2 separate regions of the Homo sapiens genome follow, and region 1 is linked to region 2. A link is an interaction called in ENCODE POLR2A ChIA-PET data of the cell type or tissue named here. Cell type or tissue: CD4-positive, alpha-beta T cell. All regions are shown on one strand. Links, peaks and the distances in the headings refer to the core of each region. The heading gives the core; the rest is flanking DNA. Region 1 has its middle 19 kb from the start of SCML4. Region 2 overlaps SCML4 (Scm polycomb group protein like 4).

Evidence for each region. Peaks named below come from ENCODE experiments on the same cell type or tissue, not always from the same donor. Only the 100,000 strongest peaks of a DNase experiment are listed, where the experiment ranks them.
Region 1: POLR2A ChIA-PET joins it to region 2 with 10 read pairs; 5 of 35 experiments call an interaction of 5 or more read pairs at or near these places.

The regions. Positions count from the first base shown.
Region 1 is chr6:107,842,041-107,844,953 of GRCh38, forward strand. It overlaps a transcript of SCML4 not described here. Among named protein-coding and RNA genes, the nearest start is that of SCML4, 19 kb to the left of the region's middle. In CD4-positive, alpha-beta T cell, for the core only: no CTCF peak of the experiment used is centred there; a DNase peak (open chromatin) is centred at 1,561.
Region 2 is chr6:107,765,774-107,768,686 of GRCh38, forward strand. All of the region lies in intron 2 of SCML4 (Scm polycomb group protein like 4), which reads right to left. Among named protein-coding and RNA genes, the nearest start is that of SCML4, 57 kb to the right of the region's middle. In CD4-positive, alpha-beta T cell, for the core only: no CTCF peak of the experiment used is centred there; no DNase peak of the experiment used is centred there.

The DNA.
Region 1 (2,913 bases), core at 265-2,764, 76 kb after region 2:
TCTAATATAAGCATTTAATGCCATAAATTTTCCTCTAAAGCACTGCCTCAGTTGCAATTCACAAATTAGATATAATTTGTTTTTATTTTGTTCACAGTATTTTTTTCATTTGTCTTGAGGCTTTCCTTTTGGCCCATGGATTATATGGAAGTGTGTTGTTTAATTTCCAAATATTTGGGAATTTTCCAAATATCTTACTTACTGATTTCTAGCTTAATTCCATTATGCGCCAAGCACATACTTTGTGAAATTTCCAGTTTTTAAAGTGTTTTAAGATTTTCTTTATGGTTCAAAATATGTTTGACCTTGTTGAAAAGTCTATGTAGAAGATAAAAAATTATGTATTCTGTTGCTGAGTAGAGTATTGTATAAATGTCAATTAGGTCAAGTTGGTTGATGTTATCCAGAGTGCAGTGGCGCGATCTTGGCTCACTACAACCTCCACCTACCAGGTTCAAGCCATTCTCCTGCCTCAGCTTCCCAAGTAGCTGGGATTATAGGTGTGTACCACCACGCCCAGCTAATTTTTCTATTTTGAGATGGGGTTTTGCCATGCTGGCCTAGGCAGGTCTCAAACTCCTGATCTCAAGTGATCTGCCCAGGTCGGCCTCCCAAAGTCCTGGGATTACAGGCATGAGCCACTGCACCCGGCCTGGTCTTTTGTGATTTTCTGTCTACTCTTTCTTTCAACCATTGAGAGAAGAATGTTGGAATTTCCATCTGTAAATGTGAATTTGTCTTTCTCTTTTCTGTTCTAGCAGTTTTTGCTTCATGTTTTTTTAAGCACTGATGTTAGGTATGTACACACTTGTTATGTCTTCTTGGAGAGTTGACCGTTTTCTTATTATGTAACATTACTATTCCTGATAATATTTCTTATTCTGAAGTGTACTTTGTCAGATATTAATATTATAAGCTGCTCAGGCTTTCTTGTGGTTAATGCTTACATGGTGTTTATTTTTCATTCTTCTACTTATAATAAATATATATTTTTATATTTCATGTGAGACAATATCAAATCGCCTAATATGCATGCAATCAAAATACCAAAAGGAGAAGAGAGATTGAGAAGAAATATTGGGAGAACGAATGGCCAAGATTTCTTCCAAAATTCATGACAGATACCAAACCACAGATCTAAGAAGCTCAGAAACATCAAGCGAAACACAAAAACAAACAAACGATTGATCAAAAATGTCACACCTAGGTATATCATTTTCAAACTGCTGAAAATAGAAGACAGGAAATCCCAAAGACAGCCAGGGAAAAAAGGCATATTATATTTTTTGGGAAAGGCAGGAGACTCCCAAAGAGTGATCAGAAACATTGTTCCACTGCCCCTTTAAAGGTCACCAACCTGAAATTTAAAAACAAATCTAGAATTGGCTTCACCAAACTTAGAGCAACCTATTTTGCACCAATCTGAAAACTTTCAGTAAAGTACCCTTTGACCACCAGGAATTCCAAAGCACAGGGAAGTGGCTTATTCAAAATCACCCAGGAAAACAACTCCCACACACACACAAGTACACTTCCGTCACCCACCCACATCTTCATCAACCTGCCTGCTCTGCCCACTGGCCCTGCCGGTAACATTTGTGCTGTCATCGCCCACAGGCCCTGCAGAGTTGGGATTGTAGAAGAGCACTGCCCCCAGAGACACATTCAACTTTGCGGGAGAAGGAGATTGAACATGTTTCCAGGCAGGGATAACCCACCCAAACTTCCAGAAACCAGTTAGAGGGTGTAGGCAGGGACTTTGCCACACACTGGTGTTCACAGAATTAGGGAGACCCTAATAAAGAGATGGGAAGGTTGGCCAGTGCTGCTGGCAATGTACTGTTAGCCAGCTTTGGGAAAATGCACTGTGCTTTCTCCACCACTGAGAGGAAGAGAGAGAGAGAGAGAGAGAGAAGCAAAACAAAGCAAAAACAATGGGGAAATGTTTTTAAAGTTTAAAGGCAAAGAGAAAAATAATGATGGCAGATTGGGTGGGAGAAATCATCAAGGATACAGTATGAAAAGACAGAACAAAATGAGTATGTGCTTGCAAAAGAAAAGCTAGATGCTAGACAGAGGAGAATTTAAAAATAAAATGTAAACCATGCAACAAAGCTATTAAATGATGGGAAACAGACATGAATTTGTGTAAGGAAGAGAAAGGGAGACGATGAGTCTGACAGCAAGAAAACTCGATGGGATATTTGTTGTGGAGGGAGAGTGCCAAGGACGGAAGGCAGAAAAAAGGGCGCTGGTCCTCAAGTACAGAAGTAGAATGGTCTTCTATCACAATCTCTTTTTACCTTAAATGTATTAAGAAAAAATTACTAATGAGCTCACAATGTATCAAGAAGTCAATGATTCAAATCATCTGCCACTGGGCACAGTGACTTATGCCTGTAATCCCAACACGCTGGAAGGCCGAGGCTGGAGGATCACTTGAGGCCAGGAGTTGGAGATCAGCCTAGGCAACAGAATGAGATCCTGTCTCTACATAATATTTTTAAAATTTGCTGAACGTGGTAGCACAGGCCTGTAGTCCCAGCTACTTGGGAGGCTGAGGCAGGAGGATCACTTGAGGCCAAGAGTTCGAGGTCACAGTGAGCCTATAGTCCCAGTGGGGAAGGGGTACAGCTTTCCCTCACTGCAGTCAATTCTCCACCTCATTTGTCCTCATATCAAATTCTGTACCTCTAACACTCATTATATATTTTAGGGAGACTAAGAAATCATATCCCTGGCTGGGCATGGTGGCTCACACCTGTAATCCCAACACTTTGGGAGGCCAAGCTGAGAGGATTGCTTGAGGCCAGGAGCTGGAGACCAGCCTAGGCAATATAGTAAGACTACGACTCAACAACAACAACAAAATGTTTAATTTTAAATATGTATATTAAAAAAAAAAAAAAAAAA
Region 2 (2,913 bases), core at 241-2,740:
GGATGTGAATTCATTGGTGGCTCAATATTGGCCATGAAGGGAATATTTACACCTTAGAATCTGGGAAATGCTGTGAATTAGAGCTGTGTTGATTTATAGATTTTAAAAAATGATGGAGAAAATACTAAAAATGCAGATTAAACTTAAAAGCATGTCATGTCTATAGCTGTTACAATGTGAATAGCACAAAATACTTAAATTCTTTTTTGTCTTCAAAAACTATTATCCAATCCAGGCATGGTGGCACATGCCTGTAGTCCCAGCTGTTTGGGAGGCTGAGGCAGAAGGACTGCTTGAGGCCAAGAGGTCAAGGTTGGCCGGGTGCAGTCCTCACACCTGTAATCCTAGCACTTTGGGAGGCCCAGGTGGGCGGATCACCTGAGGTCAGGAGTTCAAGACCAGGCTGGTCAACATGGTGAAATCCCGTCTCTACTAAAAATACAAAAATTAGCCGGGCGTGGTGGTGCACACCTGTAATCCCAGCTACTCAGGAGGCTGAGGCAGAAGAATTGCTTGAACCTGGGAGGCGGAGGTTGCAGTGAGCCGAAATTGCGCCACTACAGTCCAGCCTGGGCAATAATGTGAGACTCCGTCTCAAAAAAAAAAAAAAAAAGGGTTCAAGGCTGCAGTGAGCTATGATCTCGCTCCTGAATAACCACTGCACTCCAGCCTGGGCAACATAGTATAATAAAACCCTGTCCAGATAAAAAACAAAACTATTATCGAATTTAGCAAGGAAGTCATTCTCAGTCTTGACAAACAAGGAAAGCTCTGACATAAGACCTCATTGTTTACGCTCATTTTACTCTTTAACATGAGTGAAAATAACAACTAACATTCATGTCAGAGCTATGCTCAGAATGCCAGCTGTAAAACATTTACCAGCCTACCACTGCCTCAGATCCACCTCTGAGCCTCACCCCTGACCCCTGTTCCAGCCCTGGGTGCATGGGCACTGGGGGGTAGGCAACAGAAGACTCAGGGGATACAGTCCCTACCCTAGGTGCTGCTCAATGTTCAACCCGAGGAAATGGCCCCTGCCTTGTGACTGTGTCATAATTTCCCCCACAGACCACAGGTAGCAATCCATACCTACCATCAGCAAGAGAGGGACCCTGGAAAGAGACACAGGAAGGGTATTAGGTAGCCACTCTTCCCATCTGTACTATTAAGCTATTTTTTTTTTTTTTTTTTTTGAGACAGAATCTCGCCCTGTCACTAGGCTGGAGCGCAGTGGCATGATCTCGGCTCACTGCAACCTCCGACTCCCTGGTTCAAGCAATTCTCCTGCCTCAGCCTCTCCTGACATGAATAGCTGGGATTACTGACACGCGCCACCATGCCCAGCTAGTTTTTGTATTTTTAGTACAGACGGGGTTTCACCATGTTGTCCAGGGTGGTCTCGATCTCCTGACCTCGTGATCCATCCACCTCGGCCTCCCAAAGTGCTGGGATTACAGACTTGAGCCACCACACCCGGCCTATTAAGCTATCTTTAATGTCTGTAATACAACTCCAAGCAATACAACATCTGGACTGCCACAGAACCCGTGATGCCAATTCAACAGTTCTAATGAAAACACATTTAGAAAGAGGCTTTAAACAAATGTTGAGACAAACAAACGAAAACCCTTTCTACTTAAGTTTGAATACTCAAGTTTCTACTTAAGTTCTCTTGCTTGAGATTTTTGTGAACTTGACTCTCTTGTTACACAGGGCAAAGAACACCTATTTTTTCAGAAAAAGAAAAAGGAAGAGAGAACAAAACAATCCAACGTACTGAAGGATTACAAAACATTGCATTTACCCATATTAATTAGAAAATTACTTCAGCAAGCGAATTTTCCAGTTAACAGAAGCCTGTCCTTTAGGTACTCAACAGAAGCTGCTAGCTGTTCCCAAATATCCATTCTCCTTTCTCCCTTTAATAGTGGACTTCCTAAATTTTAGCTGATCACTCGGTAACCAGCACTGCGTTTCCTAGCTTCCCTTGTAGCTACGGGTGGCTGAGTGACTAACTGCTGGCCTGAGGAATGCAAATTGTAATGGATGTGTGACTTCGAGAATTGAGCCCTTCAAGGAGACAGGCGTGCCCTCTGCTAGCTCTGTGTTCCCATTCTGTTGTCTAAAACAGTGGGACAGTGGGACCTGGAGCAGCCACGTCAGACCAGGAGGTAGAAACTGTGTGTTAACAATGGCAGAACTGGCTGGGCCCGGTGGCTCATGCCTGTAACCCCAGCGCTTTGGGAGGCTGAGGCGAGAGGATCTCTCGAGCTCAGGCATTCAAGACCAGCCTGGGGAACTCGGTGAGACTTCATCTGTACAAAAAAAAAAAAAAAAAAGTAAAAAAGTAGCCAGGCATGGTGACGTGCATCTGTATTCCCCACAACTCAATTGCTTGACCTGGGAAGTCAAGGCTACAGTGAGCTGTGAGGGTGCCACTGCACTCCAGCCTAGGTGACAAGCAACAATACAGGAACAGCCTGGGTCCCCACCCCATGGAGCCATCATACCAGCCTTCCCACACTTTAACATGAGAAAGAAATTAGCTTCTTTCTTCTTTAAAGTCACTGTTATTTAGCCCTTGTTACAGCAGCTGAATTTGTATCCCGAATGACACAATTACCAACATTTTAAGTCATTTTAACTATTTTGTTTTTAACATTTCAAGGATGATAGCCTTTCTAGAACATGCCACACCTTTCTTAACTCATTAAACAGAGCAGACAGAACATCGTTTTCTCTTTTTTGACTTGAGAAGCATAATTGCTATTCTGAACAATAATACAAGGCGATGGCTGAGGAGCGGAGGGCTGCTGCCTCCTGTGGGCTTGGTTCATTCATGCCTAAGTCCTGCAGTTTTTCTACACTTCTTTCCTCTCACTCTCAAACTATCAAGGATCAAATAAGAAA